Linked DNA regions of Homo sapiens: region 1 is linked to region 2. A link is an interaction called in ENCODE POLR2A ChIA-PET data of the cell type or tissue named here. Cell type or tissue: PC-9. All regions are shown on one strand. Links, peaks and the distances in the headings refer to the core of each region. The heading gives the core; the rest is flanking DNA.

Region 1 (12,925 bases), core at 3,027-11,026, 240 kb before region 2:
GTGAGATCACATATATTTATGGTTGGTTTTAGGATATTTTGTTACGTGGCAGTGGATAACTAATACACCCACCAAGAAGGAGCCGTGCAGTCATTTAGTTCCCAGGCTTGGTTTGACCCAGCCCATGGAGGTGCTGTTTCCCTCTCCCTTCTGGAGCAGATGAAGCTCTGTGCTGTGGAGTGTTGGCTCTGGCTTTCCCAGAGCTCTGACCCATGAGACGTAGGAGGTGGATGGAAGCTAGCACAGTCTCATGTGACCCACTGTCCAGCTGTGGTTGATGTGATGCCATGACCATCTCAGAGGCCCGTCACCTTGTTTGTCCCTTTGCTCTCACTCTTGCCGTCCTAAGCTTGCACCCCATCAGAATAGCATTAGCCAGGAAACCCTGCCTCAGCCTCTGTGCTCCAGGTAACCTGGGCTAAAACAAAGAGCTGCCAATCAAGGAGCTCCACCTTCTCCTGATCAAGAGTTGACCCAAGTGAGGCCAGCAGCCTCTCTTACCCAGATTTTGAATCTGGGAAAATATGAAGAAATAGCAGGGAGACGATTCATGCCACAGGCAGTGCCCAGGCGAGCCGAGTTGAGCTGTTCTGTCATTTTTGTGAGTCATCCTCTTTCCTTCCCCAAACCCCCTTCGTGCTTGAGTTTTGGACTTGGTTTCTGTTGCTTGCAGCCAAAGATCTCTAACTCAGAGAGATACAGATTCTAGCTGTTATTTTTGCTTTTTAATTCAATGACTGATTTATGCTCAGCATATAGTTGATGTTCAACAAACACTTGTCAACTATGAGTGAATAACACACCCAGCATTCCGCAGGAGGCTCCCAGGCAGATGGGCACTTAATCAGGACTACTTTTTTTTTTTCAGGACTATTTTTAAAGTTCTGCAAGGAAAGACACTCTAAAAATTTCCCTTAGCAACTTTTCTAAACGTCTAGCAACACGATGTCATGGGTTTCTTTCTCACACCCGAGCCAGTTTTTACCTATTGCATCTAAAACTCTCTTCTTTCTTTCCTTGTTTTTTGTTTGTTTCATTCTTGTTATTCGTTGAACAAATCTCTGTTGTACACTATCTCTTCACCATATCCCACAGGGAGAACATAAATGATAGATGTCCCTTTGCCCTCGAGGAAAGAGACTGTTGGCTGGAAGTCAAGGGGCCTGAATTTTAGTCCCTTCCTGTTACTGGGCGTCAGTTTCCCCACTTACGAAATGAGGGCTTTGTGCTAGACTGGGCACAGCCAGGAGCTTTAATCCTGTGCCAATTCCTAGATTGCACTAAGGTCTAGGCTGAGGATTCTCAGGCAATGCTCAAGCTCAATGGGAGAGAGAGCTGGGATTGATTTCTGATGTCTGCCTAGGTGTAGGCAGGGAAAGTGCTATGTATTCGCCAACCCTGAGCTTGGCCATCTCAGAGTTCCCTGCAAGTTTCAGCAGTCTCTGACCTGGGGAAACTCAATGGGGGAGACATGGAATATTCACTCACAGACATCAAGTAGGTGGCAGTTGCAGCCAAGATTCACTGAGAGTTCTGAGCAGGGAACAGTAGCTGGGGGCCAAGGATCCTTTCCAGTTGGTAAATGGGTTGGGAGTTGCCTGGCTGGGGAGATGCAGAGATTTTGGCAGACAGATGGGTAGCTTTTCTAGGACGTTGAGAGAAGGCCTGGGGTGAATTGGGGATGTCAACTCAGTTAGTCCTTCTGGGCCTGAGGTGCATTCCAAGGTGTGGGAAGGGGTGTTAGAGGAGGGCGGTCCCAGCTGACCCCCTCCTCCCCTGAGGTCCCAGAGTCTTCTTTGGGTCTCGGACCTGGGCCCCCTTACTTGGAGGAATTAAAGTATCTTACTTTTCCCGGATTCTGAGCTTTGGGGGATTAGATTCGGTATGAGCCTCTGCTGGCATATGGAAAGGGCCTGTTGGCAACAATGATATCACAGCAATATCCACCCTGACCATCATGGGCTGAGCACTCATCACAGGCCCAGCGTGATGACAGCGACCTCCAGGACGCCCCTAGGAGTTGGTGCTGCCCTTGCCTCCTGCAGTCAGATCCCCAGAGGACAGTCAAAGCAACACTTGCCATCATCCATCAGACAATGCGCAGCCTTGCCTTCAATTTCCAGAGGCTCTCGTTGCTTCTAGAAGAAATCTGCATGCATTACCATGACTTTCAAGGCCCCACCCACCCCTCCATCTTATCGCGGACCTCTCTTCTATCCCCTCTGCTCCGTTCCCAATAGCTTTCCCTCTGTTCTTCGGACCCACTGACTTGTTTCTGCCGCAGGACTTTGCCCTTGCTGTCCCCCCAGCCTGGCACGCCTTCCCCCCAGATGTCTGCTTGGCTGGCTCTTCCTCATCCTTCGCTTCTGTCTTAATTCTTTTAAACACCAGTTGGCAGCGCCAACTCCTAGGGACGTCCTGGAGATCACTACAACAAAATACCATAGATTGGGTGGCTTATGAACAGTAGAAATTTATTTGTCGCAGTTTTGGAGGATGGGAAGTCCAAGATCAAGGCAGATTGGGTGTCCGGGAAGGGCTCGTTTTCCGGCTTATGGATGGCCGTCTTCCCACTGTGTCCTCACGCGGTGAAAGGGACGGGGGTCTCGTGAGAGCCTCTGTTATGACGGCACTAATCCCACTCATGAAGCCTCCACCCTCGTGACTGAATCACCCCCACAAAGGCGCCATCTCCTAAACCCATCAACTTAGGAATTGGGATTTCAACATATGTTGGGGACACCAACATTAAGACCATAACAGGACAAAACATTGTGCAGCTGACATCGGTGCTGGCTTCGTTGTGATGAAATGTGGCTTCTTTACACCCATGGTCCAGACAAGGACACGGAGGCCCCAGGATGCTGACCTGGGAGTGAAGGAGCGTGTGTGCTGGGCGGGGCAGGTCTCCTGTACATGCTCCGGAGACTCCCCCCGGTTTCCCGGAGGCCAGCTCTTGCTGCACAGGAGTGAGCCTGCCACAGCCTACCTCGGGTGCCAGCGTCCCCCTGGGGTGGCTGGGAAGTGCCACAGATGCGGGATCAGCATGCAAGGAAGATGCAGCCCCGGGGCCGGGACTGTCTTTCTATTTATTACCCTATGAATCACGGCTTGGCTTTTCCCAGCAATCCTCTTGGCAGCTAATAGATTTTTATCTTCAGCTGCTGAGCTGGAAGGCACCTGGCTGTGGACAGGTGAACGCCCAACCTGACTCCTTTCTTGCTGGGGCGCTGGGACAGGGGTGGGGGTGGTGAGGAGGTCAGGTGGTTCCCCATGATCAGTGTCCTGGGGCTAGGCCCCCAGAGTCAGACGTGTGAACAGAGAGCAGGAAGCGCCCTTCGGAGCCTGACCCTAGGGATCCAGGAAGCTGGGGGCCTCCCAGGCTCTAAAGCTGTGACTCCCAAACCCATGATCAACGCTTATTCTCCATCCTCCTGATTCCAGGTGAATAAGAACAAGACTGGGGAGACGTACAGTGCAGTTGTTAAAAGCAAAATCATTGCTCTAGAGCTGTGTGACCTTAGGCAAGTCACCTCGCCTCTCTGAGCCTCTTTTTCCTCATCTGTAAAGTGAGGATAATAACAGTAGCCATTTGGGCCAGGCATAGTGGCTCACACCTATAATCCCAGTACTTTGGGAGGCCAAGGTGGATGATCACTTGAGGCCAGGAGTTCAAGACCAGCCAGAGCAACATGGTGAAACTCAATCTCTACTACAAGTACAAAAATTAGCTGGGTGTGGTGGCACACGCCTGTAATCCCAGCTACTTGGGAAGCTGAGGCAGAAGAATCGTTTGAACCAGGAGGTGGAGGTTGCAGTGAGCCGAGATCTCACCACTGCACTCAAGCCTGGGTAGCAGCAAGACCCTGTCTCAAAAAAAATTAATAACAATAATAATGATAGTAGTCATTTGAATGGAGTGTTATGAAAAAATAAATGAGTTGATATAAATTGAATGGGTTAAAAAAAGTCGTGCCTGGAATATCACATGTTATACAAGTTAGCTGCAATCATGTGTCTATATATGCGAGGAGAAAAAAGATGGGAAGGAAATACACTAAAATGTCACTGTGAAACCGCCGTTGCGGAATTATGACTGAGACAGTGAAAGAGATCTAACTAAACAAACTCCATCTTGCTTCTAACCTCCAAGCTGTCCTTGTTCATTCCTGGGCTTAGGCTGAACTAACTTTGGAAGAAACTTAGTTTCTAGTTTAAACAAAGACAACATAACAACCCTTTCCTAAAGCAGCCTCCTTCTTGCCTGGGGACTAGATTGCCTTTATAGGACTCACATTAGCCACAGGCTTAGAAATTATGGTTTAGCAGTCATGCAGCTGGAGGCTACAAGATTCTGACCCTCCCTAAACTGCTCCTAAAGTCAGGGCTTGAGATGTTTTGCAGACCCTGCACGTGATGCGTCAGCTGGCACCACCCAGATGCATAAACTGGCTCCTCTGATCTTGTGGCCCCCACCCAGGAACTGACTCAGCACAAGACGACAGCTTCGACTCCCTATGATTTCATCTCTGACCAATCAGCACTCCTGGCTCACTGGCTTCTCCCCACTCACAAAGTTATCCTTAAAAGCTCTGCTCCCTGAATGGCTTGGGGAGACTGATTTGAGTAATAGTAAAACTCTGGTCTCCTGCACAGCCGGCTCTGCATGAATTACTCTTTCTCTATTGCAGTTTCCCCATGTTGATGAATTGGCTCTGTCTAGGCAGCAGGCAAGGTGAACCCCCTGAGTGGTTACAAGTGGAGGTTGTTGGACCAGAATGAGGGGACAGATCTTTATTTTTATTTTCTTCTTTAAACTTGGAAGTTTTTCCAATATTTTGCAATAAGCACATTTTTATGGTCCTAAAAGCTAACCCCCTTTTAAAACCTGCAAGTTAGAAATTCCGTTGTTGAGATGTCATTGACAGCCCTGTTGTCTTGGGAGGTGACAAGGTTTGGTATTGACAGCCCATCTTGGAATTGCCATCTCAGGGCCACAGAAGGCAGAAAGCAGCAGGTGGGGGTGGTTCACTGACCCTGGGGCAGGAGACTGGGCACAGTGTGAGTGTCCCAGCATCGGGGGCTGGGCTTCCAAGCTTGGAGCCAGGGACATTGTCAACCACTTTGGAAACAGTTAGGAAGTTCCTACTACATCTGAACATTGCCTACTCTTTGACCCTGCAATTTCATTCCTTGTGATACAGCAGTGCATTTATATGTCTAAAATAAGACACCCACTAGGAGGACATTAACCACAGCGCTCATCATAATTGCCAAACAACCCAGATGTCTATCAACAGGAGAATGGTTAAATAAATCATTCTATCTCACAATGAAACGTTATATAGCAATGAAAAAGAGCTACCTGCAGCTATACTCGACTGCATAGTGTTTTTATGAGTAAGTTCGTAATGTAGTGCAGGCAAGAAAAGCAGGTAGGCACAGCAGCAAGAAAAGCTAGGCACACAAGCACACGTGTGTAGCATTCCATTTCTATCAAAAGCATAGACCGCCAAGATTCAGCCATCGTGGAAAAGGTAGTGGCTGAGGGGGAGCAGAGGGGTTTCTGGGTGCTTCTCCTCTGGTCATGTTCATCTGGGTGTTGGGTACACGGACATGCTCACCTTTGGAAATGCATTGCTCTGTGCACTTATGATCTATGCACTTTTTTTTTTTTTTTTTTTTTTTTAGGTGGAGTCTCACTCTGTCGCCCAGGCTGGAGTGCAGTGGCTTGATCTCATCTCACTACAACCTCTGCCTCCCTGGTTCAAGTAATTCTCCTGCCTCAGCCTTCCGAGTAGCTAAGACTACAGGCATGTGCCACCACATCCGGCTAATTTTTGTATTTTTAGTAGAGATGGGGTTTCACTACGTTGGCCAGGCTGGTCTTGAACTCCTGAACTCAAGTGATCCATACCCGCCTTGACCTCCCAAAGTGCTGGGATTACAGGTGTGAGCCACCGCGCCCAGCCTGTATTTTGTATTTCAGTAAAAATACTGGAGACAAACGAGAGATACAAGATCATGGCAGTTCTCTCTTCTTCCACCGGACATTGCTGTGTCTGCCTAAAATGTCGAATTGGCAACAGCCATTTTGTAACCACGGGACACAGAGCAAAGTCCGCAGAGCAGAAAGGTGGAAGGATCCTGGATTCCTGGTGAGGTTGAAGCACTCAAAAGGTGGGTCTTGGTCCCCTCCGCTTGAACCCGGATGGACTTTTGTGATGACCTCAACCACTGGGTGTGGTGGAAGTGGCTGCATGAGTTCTGAGGCTTGGTCATTAAAAGTGATATGGCCGGGCGCGGTGGCTCACACCTGTAATCCCAGTACTTTGGGAGGCCGAGGTGGGCAGATCACTTGAGGTTAGGAGTTCGAGATCAGCCTGGCCAACAGAGTGAAACTTTGTCTCTAATAAAAATACAAAAATTAGCCAGATGTGGTGGCACACGCCTGTAATCCCAGCTACCTCAGAGGCTGAGGCAGGAGAATCGCTTGGGCTGGGAGGCGGAGGTTGCAGTGAGCCGAGATTGCACCACTGCTCTCCAGCCTGGGCGACAGAGTGAGTGAGACTCTGTCTCAAAAAAAAAAAAAGTGATATGGCCTCTCCTTGGATCTCTCTTGGGACACACTCAGGGGACCCCCTCATGAACTGCAGGAAAGACGTCTGGCTTTCCTGAAGCCACCATGCTGAAATGAACACACAAGCAGGAGAGCGACGCCCGAGGAGGACCAGCTGTTTGAGTCTGCCCAGCCCAGGTGTCAGACTGTAAATGAAGACGGCAGCCAGATGACACTGCCAGCCACCAGCCCCTCTGACTGCACCCTCCAAGAGATCCAGAGCTCAAACCGCCCTGGGGAGCCACTCCCGAGATCTTACCCCCAGAAACCATGAGGTAGAGAATGATTCTTGTTGCTTTAATCCTCCAAGTTTGGGGGGTGATTTGTTGTGTAGTCAGAGATAACGAATACGCCACCTTCATTCTGAGCATTCATCATATGAAGTAATACGTCTTCCTTATTGCTTAAGCCAGAGGTCGGTGAAAATTTTCTGTAAAGGGCAGACATTAAATATAATTTTAGGCTTTCCAGATCACATGGTCTCTATTGCAATGACTCAGCTTGCCGTTGTTGCATGAAAGCAGCCATCGGCAATAGAAATGGGTGGGCGTAACTGCATTCCTATAGACCTTCATTAACAAAAACAAGGAGCCAGACCATAAGCAGCAGTTTGTTGACCCCTGGTTAAAGCCATTTTTGAGTTAAGTTTTCTGTTACTTGCAGCCCAAAACATACTGTTACAACTATCCAATCAGAGAGCTCCAGGCAAAGGGCAACCACAAGAGGCTCTAGGGTGTGTGCATAGTTCTCTGGGGTGTGTGCCTGGGCTCTGGGGTGTGTGCATAGTTCTCTGGGGTGTGTGCCTGGGCTCTGAGGTGTGTGTGAGCTCTGAGGTGTGTGCATAGTTCTCGGGGGTGTGTGCATCGTTCTCTGGGGTGTGTTCTTGGGCTCTGGGGTGTATGCCTGGGCTCTGGAGTGTGTGCACAGGTCTGAAAATGTGTGTAGAAGTCAGGATGTGTACACAGGTCTGAGTGTGTTGTGTGGGCTCTATGGTGTGTGCCAAGATCTGGGGTGTGCATGGGTTCTGGGGGTGTATGTGTGAGCCCTAGCATTATGCGAATGGGCTCTGGGATGTATGCACAGGTCTGAGTGTGTGCATGAGCACACAGGTCTGAGTGTATGTGTGAGAGCTCTGGGGGTGTGTGCATGAGCTCTGGGGGTATGTACAGGTCGGGATGGGTGTGTATGAGCTCTGGGGGGGTGTGCACAGGTCTGGGTGTGTGTGTTTCTGTGTGTGTGTGAGCTCTGGAAGTGTGTGCATAGGCTCTGGGGTGTATGCATAAGCACACAGGTCTGGGTGTGGGTGTGTGAGCTCTCGGGGTATGGGCACGGGTTCTGGGGATGCATGCCTGAGCCCTGAGCGGGCCCCACTCACCCACCATCTTATCTACTGAGACAAGAAGGGCTGGGCTGTTCGTTCATGAAGTCTCCTGGGCATCTCTTATCATGTGATCCCCAGCCTCTGCGTCCTCCTCCTCCTCACAGGCTCCAGGATCTCTGGAATCCAACTCACTGGACGCCCAGCCAGTCAGGCAGGCAGGGAGTGTGGAGGCCTCCCCTCAAGTAAGGACCTAATGGCTAAAGCTGGGCATGGGACAGGCCTGTGCAAAGAGAGGAGAGGGAGGAAGGACCAGGGTGTGCTGGAAGCGTATCCTCCCTCTCCCCGGCCTCTCTCCTCCCACCTCAGATGGGCCTGGAGGAGATTAGCTTCACTCACGGCAGTAATTGTTTGCTGAGTGCTTGCTGTGTTTTAAGCTCAGCATTTACAAGCAGGTGACATGGAGAACTCTAGGTGCTGGACATGCTGTTAGCCCCATTTCATGGACGAGGGAATGGGCGAACAGAGAGGGAAGTCACTGTCCTGGGGACCCACAATAGGAGGCAGGATGCCCACCCAGGCTGGCTGTCCCCACGCCAAGATCTAGGATGAGTCCTCAGTCAAAGCCAGAGCAGACCCAACGGAACCGCTCAGCCCCCTGACAAGGCAATGAGTCTCGCCGGCCAGGGGGGCTCTGCCCCCGCCCCCACCCAGGTGGGTCCCCTGCCCCCAGGCTGGCAAGGTGCTGGGGGGCTGATGCCGGAGCCCCTGCTGCTTGCCGCCTGCCTGCTCATCTTGTTTGTTCCAATTATGTCAAGTAAGTCATTATAATTTTATGTTTTTTAGATTAACATTTTTGCTCAAGGGCATAGTAATTAGCAAGCGGCTGGGAGTTGAACGATTCTGAGCAATAGCAAGGGAAAGTTTTTCCCAGTATATCTTTGGAGAGGCCTAGAGGCTTCTGGGCTGCCCAGGCAGCCCCTTAGCTCCAGGAGACGGAGGTTTGCACAGTACAGACAGGCTGGGTGAGAACAAAATGGCCCCGAAGTCCTGTCCACCAGCCCAGGGCGGTGTGGGGGCCACACAGCAGAGGGGCGCCCCACGGCCGAGACTTCCCATCACATCTGTCCCTGGGGAGTCCCTGCTGGGGAATTCCTCTCCCTCTACCCATTTTCCAGGTGCCTTATCTGTGTTGTCCAGGGCCTAGAATTGTGTGTGGCACACAGTAAGCGCCCAGTAAATGCTTACTAATTAAATAAATGGAGAGAGGTTACAAACTGGGGGCTCGTAGGCAAATCCAGCCCTTGATGTGTTAAACTGAGCCAGCACAATCTATTTTATACCTTTCTTTCTTTTTCTTTTCTTTCTTTCTTTTTTTTTCTTTTTTTGAGACAGAGTCTTGCTCTGTCACCCAGGCTGGAGTGCAACAGTGCGATCTTGGCTCACTGCAAGCTCCAGCCCCCGGCTTCACGCCATTCTCCTGCCTCAGCCTCCCTAGTAGCTGGGACTACAGGAGCCCGCCACCACGCCTGGCTAATTTTTTGTATTTTTAGTAGAGATGGGGTTTCACTGTGTTAGCCAGGATGGTCTCGACCTCCTGACCTCGTGATCCGCCTGCCTCGGCCTCCCAAAGTGCTTGGATTACAGGCCTGAGCCACCGTGCCCCGCCGGTTGCCCATTTTTATGGTGATTTCTTGACGATATGCTAAACAAGGGGTGGATTATTCATGCCTCCCCTTTGTAGACCATATAGGGTAACTTCCTGACGTTACCATGGCATTTGTAAACTGTCATGGCGCCGCTGGGAGTGTAGCAGTGAGGACGCCCAGAGGTCACTCTCGTGGTCATCTTGGTTTTGGTGGGTTTCTACTGGCTTCTTTACCGCAAACTGTTTTATCAGCAAGGTCTTTATGACCTGTGTCTTGTCCTGACCTCCTGTCTCATCCTGTGACTTAGAATGTCTTCACTGTCTGGGAATGCAGCCCAGTAGGTCTCGGCCTCATTTTACCCGGCCCCTGTTCAAGATGGAGTTGCTCTGGTTCACACGCCTCTCACATTCCCACAGAGCTATAAGTGCTGGAAGCAAAACGTGGCTACACCCTCTCAACGTTTCCCATCTGACCCAGTGAGATTTAGGTTCAGTACCTTGATGTACAGAGGCTCACTCTAGCGGCTTTACACAACAGAGTCTCTTCCCTGTAGAACGGTTCATGGTCAGCGTGGGCATTTGGGTAGAGGAGGGTTCCTGCCATCCTGGGGTCCACTGTGCCCCAGAGCTTCAATGCTGCAACAGCTTCCACTTGGTGGAAAAGAAAGGGACCCAGGAGCACACAGGGGAGGCTTGGAGGGTCAGGCCTGAGAGGGGCCCACGTCACTTCACTCAACTTCCATTGCCCAGAGCTTGGCCCCATGGCCACTAATGACTGCACAGGAGGCTGGGAAACTCTGTCTTGCTGTTTTCCCAAAGGAAAGGAGAGCGGATTCTGATGGAGGCAAGTGGTCTCTGCCCACAGCCTGCTTCTCTCACCCAGCCCAGGAAAGCCATCATCTCCTCCTGGGTTTGCAGTCTGGCTCTTTCATCGTTATACGTAAGATCCTTCCCCCCACCCCCAAATCTATTGTTTTTGCCATAAAATTGATATCTGGAACTCTTCCTGGCTGAGGTTTTGCAGCTCAAAAGCCCAGATTCTTGGAATCTGAAAGCACTGGCTTCTGAAACTGAGTAACATTTGTTACGCTTTTCTCTCCTACTTTTCCTCCCCTGGGCATTGGATGGCACACAGTCTAGTTTGGCAGAAGGCACAGGGAAGGGGCAAATAATTCCTGGGATAAAAGGGCACTGGTTAGAAATAGTATCCTGAGATGTGACAATATGACACAAAGTACAACGTGGCGCGTCCTGACCTAGCAATTCCACTCCTAGGTATTCACCCAAGAGAAGCAAAGGCATGTGGCCTACATATTCCAGCAGACAAACGCTCGTAGTAGCTTTATTCATAATAGCTAAAAACTGGGAACAGTCCAAATGTCCGTCAGCTGAACAGATAAATTGTTGTGTAGTCATGCCATGGAGTCCCACTCAGCACTAGAAAGGGATAACCTATTGATACACACAGCGCCGTGGATGACTCCCAGAGCCACCATGCTGAGGCAGGGGCTGGCACGGCTCTTCTATCCAAAGGGCTGGGTCAGCCCGGGGCACGGTGGCTCATGCCTGTAATTCCAACACTTTCGGAGGTTGAGGCGAGTGGATCACTTGAGGTCAGGAGTTCAAGACCAGCCTGGCCAACATAGTGAAACCCCGTCTCTACTAAAAATACAAAAATTAGCCAGGCATGGTGGCAGGCGCCTGTAATCCCAGCTACTTGGGAGGCTGAGGCAACAGAATTGCTTGAACCCGGGAGGCAGAGGTTGCAGTGAGCCGAAATCATGCCACTGCACCCCAGCCTGGGTGACAGAGCGAGACTCTGTCACAAACAAACAAAAAAACCCCGAAAAAACAAAGGGCTGGGTCAAACTTCTTTGGCTTTGCGGGCCTCCAGTCTCTTTTTCAGCCTCTCAACTCTACCTATGTAGCATGAAAGAAGCCATACCCAATACACAGGTGAATGAGCATGGCTGTGTCCTAATAAAACTTTATTTATGGCCAGGGGCAGCAACATATGCCTATGATCCCAGCACTTTGGGAGGCCAAGGTGGGAGGATTGCTTGAGCCAGGAGTTTGAGACCAGTCTGGGTAACATAGAGACCCTGTCTCTACAAAAAAATACAAAAATTAGCCAGGCACGGTGGCACGTGCCTATAGTCCCAGCTCTTCAGGAGCCTGAGGTAAGATTGCTTGAACCCAGGAGGTCGAGGCTGCAGTAAGCCATGTTCACACCACTGCACTCCAGTTTGGGTGCCAAAGTAAGACCTTGTCTCAAAAAAAAAAAAAAAAAAAAAAACAAAACTATTTATGGACACTAAAAATCATATCTCATATAATTTTTATGTGTCATGAAATATTCTTCTTTTGGTTTTTTCAACCACTATAAAATGCAAACGCCCAGGAACGCTCCCTCACTGCTGGTGGGAATGCAGAATAGTTAAACAACTGTGGAAGACAGTTTGCTGGTTTCTCAGAGAGCTAACCATAGTCTTAGCAGACTATCCAGCAATCACACTTCCAGGTGTTTACTCAAGTGATTTGAAAACTTACGTCCATGCAAAAATTTGCACATGAATGTTCATAGCAGCTACAGTCATAAACACCCTAAACTGGGAGCCACCAAGATGCTCTTTAATAGGTGAATAGGGTTGAGGCCCCGTGGCTCATGCCTGTAGTCCCAGCACTTTGGGAGGCCGAGGCAGGTGGATCCCTTCAGGCCAGAAGTTTGAGACCAGCCTGGGCAACGTGGTGAAACCCCGCCTCTACTAAAAATACAAAAATTAACTGGGAGTGGTGGTACCCACTTGTAATCCCAGCTACTTGGAGGCTGAGGCAGGAAAATCGCTTGAACCCAGAAGGCAGAGGTTGAAGTGAGCTGAGATCGTGCCATTGCATTCTAGCCTGGGTGACAGAGCGAGACTCTATCTCAAAAATAAATACATAAATAATTTTTTTTTTAAAAAGGGTGAATGAATAAACAAACTGTGGCACATCCAGAGAGTGGACTATTACTCAGTGCTAAAAAGATGTGAGCTATCAAGCCCCAAAAAGACATGGAAGAAACTTAAATGCATATTACTAAGTGAAAGAGGCCGTTCTGAAAGGCTGCATGCTATGATTCCAACTATGTGACATTCTGGAAAAGGCAAAACTATAGAGACAGTAGAAAGATCAGTGGCTGCCAGGGGACTGAGGAGAGGGAAAGAGGGATGAAAAGATGGAGGCCAGGGGACTTTTAGGGCAGTGAATCTCTGCATGATGCTACAATGGGGACTACGTCATGGTACATTTCTTTTTCTTTTTCTTTCTTTTTTTCTTTTTTTCTTTTTTTTTTTTTGAG
Region 2 (8,000 bases), core at 1-8,000:
TATGTTTCCTGTGGCTGCCATAATAAAGGGTCATGAACTGGGTGGCTTAAAATAAATGTATTCTCTCACTGTTCTGGAGGCCAGAAGTCCAAGTTGAAGGCATCCAAGAGGCTGCATTCCCTCCAGAGGCTCTGGGGAGGAGCCTGCCTTGCCTCCCCCAGCCCCTGGCGCCTGCCTGCAGCCTTGGCAGTCCCTGGCTCATGACCACATCCCTCCAGGCTCTGCCTTTGTCTTTGTGTGCCTTTCTCCCTGCGTGTCTCTGTCCACATTTTCCTCTTCTTACAAGGACCCACCCCAATCCAGTATGACCCCACGTTGACTTGATCACATCTGCAAACATCCTTTTTCCAAATAAGGTCACATTCATAGGTTCTGGTGGACACAAAATGTTGGGGGGATGCTCTCCAACCCAGCACACCCACCTTCCTGGGGTTTTGGTGAAAGTACACAGAAGAGCTGAGGGCAGTGCTGCCCGGGGCATACCGACCTCCCCATCACTTTGTAGCTACAAGCAGCTCCTTAGCCCCCTGACCTTGGCCTGGCCCATCTGTTTCACCCTCAGTTACCATCGTTCTCTCAGATGAGGCAGGGATGCTACCTCCCAGGGGCACTTTAAAGACGGAGCGAGCCACATAGGAACAGTCCTTGGTATACAGTAGGCACTCAGAAATGGCAGGCCGCTAGCTTAGGGCGCAGTCTCCAGACCCTGCTCCCTAGGTTTGGGTCCCAGCTGTGCCTCCTGCAGAGTCTGACCCTGAGCAGGTACCTACACTTTGGGGCCTCGGCCCCCGCCACCTCTGTCTTCGCCCCGGCGATGGGGGTCGGAGGTAAGTCACCTGCCAAGCAAATGTACAGTGACAACTGGAGGAACTTCCATGGTGCTGGGGGCCACCAGTCAGAGGGCTACCCCGAGGAAGGGGCCGACACCCAGAGCACGAAATAATAGTGAATATCACCCAGTAACACCGTGGAGCCCATCCTGCGTGCTGGGCACTGCTGGAAGCTTTGTGTGTATGAAGTCACTTTATCTCTACCAACCTGACTAGGAGGCAGGTGCTGTTAATACTTCTGTTATTCAAATGAGGAAACCGAGGCCTAGAGAGGCTTAGTGAGCAGCCTAGGGTCACACAGCTGTGAAGTGGTAGAGCTGGGATTTGAACCCAGGCACTCTACTTGCAGAGTAGGAATGGGGTTGGCATGAGAGCTGAACAGGTTAGTCCATGGGCCAACCTGTTGACCAGGTAACAAAGGCAGGACAGGCATGTGCAAAGGCCCCATGGCAGGGGCAGTGTGGCCCCATGAGAAGTGGTTGAATCCCAGAAGGTAGAGGGGCCACCGGGAGCCTGGCCTTGCCAGCATGGGATGGAGTGTAGCTATTACTCTAGAGCGTGGGAGGCCACTGGGGAGGGGCTGGGGACATGATGGCCATAGGGTTTCTGGTGGGCAAGTGAGCAACCTCCCTTCTTGTGTGCATGCGGCTGTGGCTGCCTGCCCTGGGGCTTGTGCTGCCTGAGGACCGAGAATGTTCAGGAGGCAGCTTCCCCAGGAACCGGGCAGCTCCGGGGAGCTGGCCGCCTGCCCTCGGGCCCAGCGCCAAGTGGGGAAGGAGGGGCAGGGCAGGAGCAGGGCTGGGATGAGGGACTCGGTTCCCCTGGGAAAGGTCAGCCTGGCCTGGCTTGGAAGCCTGACCCAGCTGTGCGAGAGGCCCGAGGCTCTGCTGGCAGCTCCTCCAGGCCCCAGCCCTCTTCTCTGGCGGGCAGAGAACCTGCTGTGGAGGGGGTTGGGAGGCTCCCGGTCACACCATTGTCACACCATTCTAGACCGGGAGTTGGCTCTGGCCCGCCTCCGGGCTGCCAGTCCTTCCCAATCTCCAGGGAGCGGCCAACAGTGGGAGGATGTGCAAGACCAGGCCCTGGTGGCTCCCAGTAAGCCCGGGCAGACCCCAGAGGCCTCCCCCAGGACTCCAGCTGCCTTGTCTAGTGGCCTTGCCACTTCTCACAGGAGCGAGGCAGGAACCACCCATTGCTGTGCACATGGGCTGGCCTGACGGGCTTTTATAGATGAAGCGTCTAAGGCATGGGAAGGGGAGGGGTGAGCCCCCAGCCTGGAGCCTGGAGAGCAGGACCTCCTCCACTACATGTCCACTGGGAAAGCCTTGGGCTGTGCCCACCATGGGCCCCCCAAAAGAGGAGCGCCTGTGTGCTCTGCCGCACAAAGCTGCCAGAGCTTACAGTGGGGTGGGCGGGCCGGTAGGCAGTGCTGCTGCTCCTGGGTTTGGGTCTGCCCGGCTACTTCCTGGTGCAGCTGTCCGTCAGGGCCCAGCAGGAGGCGACACTCGAGCTGTGTGACTCAGGAGGGGTGGTATACCAGGCAGGGACGGTGCGGTGCCTCGGGGCTCGCGTCCAAGGAGACTGTCACCACGTGTGGTCTGGAGAGAGACCACTAGGGAGGGTGCATGTCTGGGGCTGGTTGGCCTCCCGGCCGGATATGTGAGAAACAGTCTGTTGTGATGGTTTGGAGGGAGGAAAAAATTGGGGTTTCTGCAGGAACTTGGGGTACAGCCAGACACAGGGGCAGGGTCTGGACCACACTCTTGCTCCTGTCAGCACCCTTGAAGATGAAATCAGGCATCAACAAGCCCCCCTTCCCTCCTAGGGGAGACCCATGAATCCGCATCCACATGGCTCCTGACTCAGGGAAGGAGCACCTGGCGGTCGATGCGGTAGTAATGATGCCTGTCGTCACGTGGCGTGGCTGGTGCTCACGAACAAGGCAGGCCCTCCACACGCGTGTGTACACACGCACGCATACACACGACTTCTGCTTTGCACAGGAGAAGACCAAGGCCAGAGGGAGAGCCAGTGCTCACCCAGCCCACTGCGGTGGACACAGGGCATGGGGTGGTCTGTCTGACCCCCCAGGCTGGCTTCCAACTTTGCTCTGCTCTGTAGGAAAACGTGACATTGAAAGGTGTAACGTGGCACTTCCGGAAATGGTAGGCGAGACAGCGCCAGGTCGTATGCAGGTGACTTTATTTCATCTTAATGAGTCTGGGTTTTTTTGAGAGCTGGGAGAAGACGTAGCTTTTTCACATCGTACCTATGATTTACGGGTATAATTGCTGATGCGGAGGCTAAGGCAGATAGCGAGGCTGATTTTTGAAAGAGTAGATGGAGAGAAAAGAGTGGGGAGGTGCAAGTCCAGGTGTGATGTTATCCAGCCAACATCCTGATAGGATTTCAGGATGGCAGGAGTTCGGGAAGTCCTGACAAGACACGCAGGAGTGCCCGGCCTGTCAAGGGTGTCAATGCGGAGGCACCGTCCCTGTGGAACCCCCCCCCCGCCAGGGCTTGGGGTTTCTGAAATGAGGAAGTGGCATGACTCAGGCCCAAGACGGCTGGGTTCTTTTCCTCCCAACTTTGATAGGGTTTTAGGCAGAGCATGCTGAGTTTCTCGGGGAAAATGGCAGGTGGGGGGCGGTGGTCGATGCACCCCTCTGGCAGGCAGCCTGTGAGTCTTCATGGAAGGGGTGGGAAACGTCAAGGCTGGAGGTGACTGGCTGGGGTGGGGAGAGCGAGTGTGTTTCCAGGGTTGGGGGCTGACTTCCAGAGAAAACAGCTGCAACATCCCCAGATGCAGGTGGGCGGTGGTGTGGTCCCCTCGGAGTCCTAGCTGTGGATGCAGGTTTGCAGACCCTTGGAGAAAAGCAGCTTGGAGGCATCTGAGCGGCAGCACAGGCCTCCCTGAGGGCCAGAGCACCTGAGCCGAGGAGGCTGAGTCCTGGCCCCCACAAGAACAGCTCGTCATGGGCCCGCGGATGGCATGTGGGACGCTGCCCCATGGGTGCCCAGAGGAGGATTAGCCCAGCGGGGCCCCAAGCACCCACTCCCGTGGCCGCCGGGCCCCTGCGCCTGGCTCTCCACTCGGCGTCTGTGACTCAGACCTCCTGGCTGGACTTCCTGTCTTGGTCAATTTCACTTCCTAGTTCCTGCCTCCTGACTCTTCAGAACGAAACTCCTTCCTTAGAAATTAGAAGTGGGGTCGGGGAATCCAGACCACAGGGCATGGTGGCAGAATCTGCCATCTCCGCCCTGGCACAGAGTGTTGGGGGCGTGTGCCTGGATGTCAAGGGGGATACCCCAGCCTCTTTTGGGAGGGTTCGGGGCCCCCTGCAGAGCTAAACGCACAGCCCCCTCTTCCTTTGCAAGCTCCTTACCAGGGACCCAGACGGGTGGCAGAGATGCCCAGGGTGCTCAGCAGGCCCCGGACACCTGCCGATGAGCAGTGGGACGAGGGAGCTAATTTCAGAGGCGGTGAAAGCTATGAAGATGATCAAACCCTGGGATGGCAGGGCGACGGGGGGGGGTCACTTTGGAGGGGCGGGCAAGGAAGGCTTCTCTGAGGAGCCATCACTTGAGCCAAGACCAGAGGGAAGACAAGGCACATCTGTGAGAAAACCCGTGGAGGCAGCAGGAGCAGCTGGTGCAAAGGCCCTGGGGCACACACGAGTGACCCAGAGAGAGGCTGGGCGGGTTCATGGAGCTGGCTCCTAAGGGTCACCTGGGCCGTGCTAGGGCCTTTGGATTTTATTCCAAGAGCTTCATGTGGTCACTGGAAGATTTTAAGCAGAGGAGTGATTTCACGGGGTTGGCATCCTTAAAAGTGCACTGAGACCTCCCCTGCAGAGGGCAGAGGGCAGGACTCAGGTGGAGAGGCCCAGATCCCTGATGTGGTTGAGGTTTGTTGCCCTCCCCTGGCATCGTGCCCCAGGACGAGGGCTGGGGGTGCAGGGACATTCCAGAGACGCCTTCTGCTCCCCAGATTTTTAGGGGGCAGGATGGAAGGGCTGGGAGTTAAAGGGAAAAGCAGGTTAATGATCCCAGAGTCAGGGAAGTCGGTCGTGACCTGAATCTAGGATCCAAAGTTCAGCTCAGTTAACTTTCAACCTTCTGGGTGGCTCCCCGGCATTTCCCACAGTGTTCCTTCACGGCTGCAGGGGCTCTCGGAGGAGGACGAAAGGGGCAGCTGTGGTCCCGAGACCCCCCCAGCAGCAGAGGGCTCTTTGGGGACCCCAAATCCCCAAACCCTTCCCCCTCCCCTAAATGGTTGGCGGTCTCATGTGCACCCTGCAAAGGCTCCTCAAATCCCGGGATCCCTCCGGAATGCGAGGCTAGCCCTGCCCACCCACAGTCCCCGACAGAGGGCTCGGTCAGCCTCGGCAGCATCAGGCCAGGCAGGGGGCAGAGCTCAGGTGGAACTGACACGGAGGGTGGGGGGACGGGCGGCGGGGGATGATGGCGGAAGAAGCTGTTTGCTCCCTGTCTGCCGGGGGTGGAGAAGCTCTGTTTTTCTGGAACCCTCATCTGTTCTTACCACTGCTGACGCCGCCACCGCCGCGGATGGGGAGAGAGGGAGGGGGAGCCAGTGCCAAGTTGGCCCGCCCCTTGTGAACCTGGGCCTCTGCCACGCTCCCCCGCCCGCCTGCCCGCCCGCCGCGAGCCTCCGTCTGGAGGTCACATTCAGTCCTGCCGCGTCTCGCTGGGTCAGGCAGCAAGAAGATCAGAGCTGAGCCCGGCTGCGGGGGACACGGCTGCCCTGCTGGGCCTGGGTCCTTGGATTTTGCCCGGCCCGGGGGTCTGTGGGCTCTGGCCGGCATTGCTCGCTGAGCGTCCGCACTGGGCACATTGGTGCTGGAGGAGCTCGGCACGCTGCGCCCCGGTGATACCTGGCCCAGGGGCATCCCACACGCACCACTGACAACTTCCCGCCACCCACCACCCTCGGGGAAGGGCACCTCGCGCGCCCACAGCGGCTTGGGGACGGCGTCAGAGGTGGCAGCGGCCGCTGGAGGAGCCCCGGGCCACCACAGGCAGGCGGACTTGTGAGGAGCTGCCTCCCGCCCGCCCCTCTCGAGCCAGCCTCCGCCCGCCGCGTCCCTCCCTCCCTCGCTCCCTCCCTCCCTCCCTCCCTCCCTCCCTCACCGTGGGACGGAGAAGGATGTGAGGCTGAGCTGAGCCGCCAGCAGACGCCAACCAGCAGCCTCGCAGAGCCGACCGCGGCCGCCCAGCCTGCCGGCCCACTTCGGCCCGCTCCCTGGGGCATCTTCCCAGCCCTATGTTTCCGGAAAACTTGGCCGAGGGGGAGACGCGAATGAGAGGATGTGAGTGAGTGGTCCTGGGGAGGGGATGGGGGACTGCGGGTGCAGGGACAGGGACCGCAACGTGGCCATCTGGGATTTGAGGCTGGGCAGCTGGGGAGTCGGAGTTCTGGGCCCCTGGAGTGGATGGGGGTCCCAGCCCATCCTTTCCCCCATGCCCTCTCCTCTCTCTCCCTGCTGGGCTGAAGCTCTCCTGGAAGCAGGGGTGGGACCTGGATCTGTGCCTGGGAAGGTCTGTGATGCTGTGTGCACAGGGGGTCTCTCCAAGTGGACGGGGGCTTCAAGCTGGGTCTGGCGGGGTGGTCTCCAAGGCACGGTAGGGTAGAAAGTCTTTCTCTCCGTGCCTGGCAGCCTCTGCCTGGGCTTCCCAGAACAGGAACCAGAGGAAGCCAGTGCCAGCCTGCCCCTACCCCGCAGCCCTGGCCGGCACTAATGGGACACCCACTCTGGCTCCTCACACGGCAGTTAAGGAAACTGAGGCCGGAGAGCAGAAGGGCTGGCCAAGACTGCTAGCGAGCTCTGGCCAGGCGCCTGGATGACTCTGCCCAGCTCCTTTGGGAGCCGTATGTTTTCAGGAAGGGCTGGGTGACCCCCACCCCCACCTCCATCCCCTCTCCTCTGCCCTCAACCCACTCCCACTGCCCCCATGATCGGAGTTAATTAGGGTCCCCAGCCCCCAGCCAGGCTCCTAGCTACCTCCTTATTTATTGACTGAGTTTGGAAATGTCAACCTCCCCAGTGTTGTTGGGCCACCCTCACCCCACCCCCTGAGCTCTCCATGCCCACCCCACCCAGCAGGCCCAGATGGGAGACCCGCCCCCTCTCGCCCTCTCCCACCCGGGTGCCGGGTCTGTGATCCCTCTGGCCCGGTGTGTTTGCCTGGGCTCTCTTGGCCCCGGCTGGGGAAATATAAATAAACGCGCGGCCCTGTCCGCCAGGTTCTGGAAGTGGCAGCTGCTGCTGGCGCGGGCGGAGGGAAAGGTCAGGGGCCGGGTGCCACTTGATCCCACGCCCCGGCCCTCCCCTTCTGCGCCTGTCCTTGAGGAACCCTGAGGAGCGGGCTGTGAGGCCACGTGGCTCCCAGGGCCACGGCAGGCGAACAGGTGGCCTGTCAGTCAGTGCCACCCCCACGCCACGGGGGCCAGAGGACCCGGAGGGCAGGAAGTCTGGGGCCCCACGCCCGCGTTGCCCCCCTTGGCTGGTCCTCTAAGCTTGGGTGAGTTGGCGGGACCCTCTGAACCGAGATTTCCCCCTCCTGGGGATGGGAAAATGGTCACAGCCATGACAGCAAGGATGAGACGGAACCAAGTCTTTGAAGGGCTTTGCAAACTCTGTGTGTCAGTTAGCCGTGCCACGGGCTGATGTGTTGATGTTTCTGCTGCTGTTGTTTTATTTGCATTAGAGCCTTGTGTGTAGCAGGCAGGCAGCCAGCACGTGGGTGGGTGGGTGGGTGGATGAATGAATGAATGAATGAATGAATGAATGAATGAAAATACCAACACAGACGGCTGCCCCTCAGCTCCCCAACCTCTGAACAATTTTAGCTGGAGCTTGGCTTGCAGCTTGATTTTATTCAAGGAAAATGGTTAAAACCTTCATTATGGGAAATCCTTCATTAAAGTCCTTACAAGTGGAGCTCCAGCTCAGAGAGGCTGCCATGTCCCGAGCTACGTGATTCAGCCTTGGGGCCTGCTGCCCTGGAGGGGCACCCTCTTGCCGCACAGACCCCTAGGTCAGGAGCACTCCCTGTCTCTCCCACAGCCCTGGGAAAGTGGGCAGGCCCTACCTGCATGGACTGGCTGGGCCACACAAGGTCACGCCGCTGGAGACACAGGCATAAATA

The links. Peaks named below come from ENCODE experiments on the same cell type or tissue, not always from the same donor. Only the 100,000 strongest peaks of a DNase experiment are listed, where the experiment ranks them.
Region 1: POLR2A ChIA-PET joins it to region 2 with 37 read pairs; 5 of 35 experiments call an interaction of 5 or more read pairs at or near these places.

The regions. Positions count from the first base shown.
Region 1 is chr12:124,627,973-124,640,897 of GRCh38, reverse strand. No RefSeq gene overlaps it. Among named protein-coding and RNA genes, the nearest start is that of NCOR2, 67 kb to the right of the region's middle. RefSeq lists enhancers at 4,361-4,655, 4,661-5,301, 7,286-7,335, 6,640-7,839. In PC-9, for the core only: no CTCF peak of the experiment used is centred there; DNase peaks (open chromatin) are centred at 3,177, 4,407, 7,087 and 7,407; H3K4me3 peaks cover 1,088 bases; H3K27ac peaks cover 5,954 bases.
Region 2 is chr12:124,386,845-124,394,844 of GRCh38, reverse strand. The region is part of intron 18 of NCOR2 (nuclear receptor corepressor 2); the gene reads left to right. Among named protein-coding and RNA genes, the nearest start is that of MIR6880, 54 kb to the right of the region's middle. RefSeq lists enhancers at 1-132, 2,203-2,892, 3,860-4,039, 7,770-8,000 and a silencer at 5,489-5,558. In PC-9, for the core only: CTCF peaks have their summits at 2,278 (motif pointing right) and 5,634; DNase peaks (open chromatin) are centred at 1,704, 2,334, 3,954, 5,924 and 3 weaker places; H3K4me3 peaks cover 4,049 bases; H3K27ac peaks cover 7,902 bases.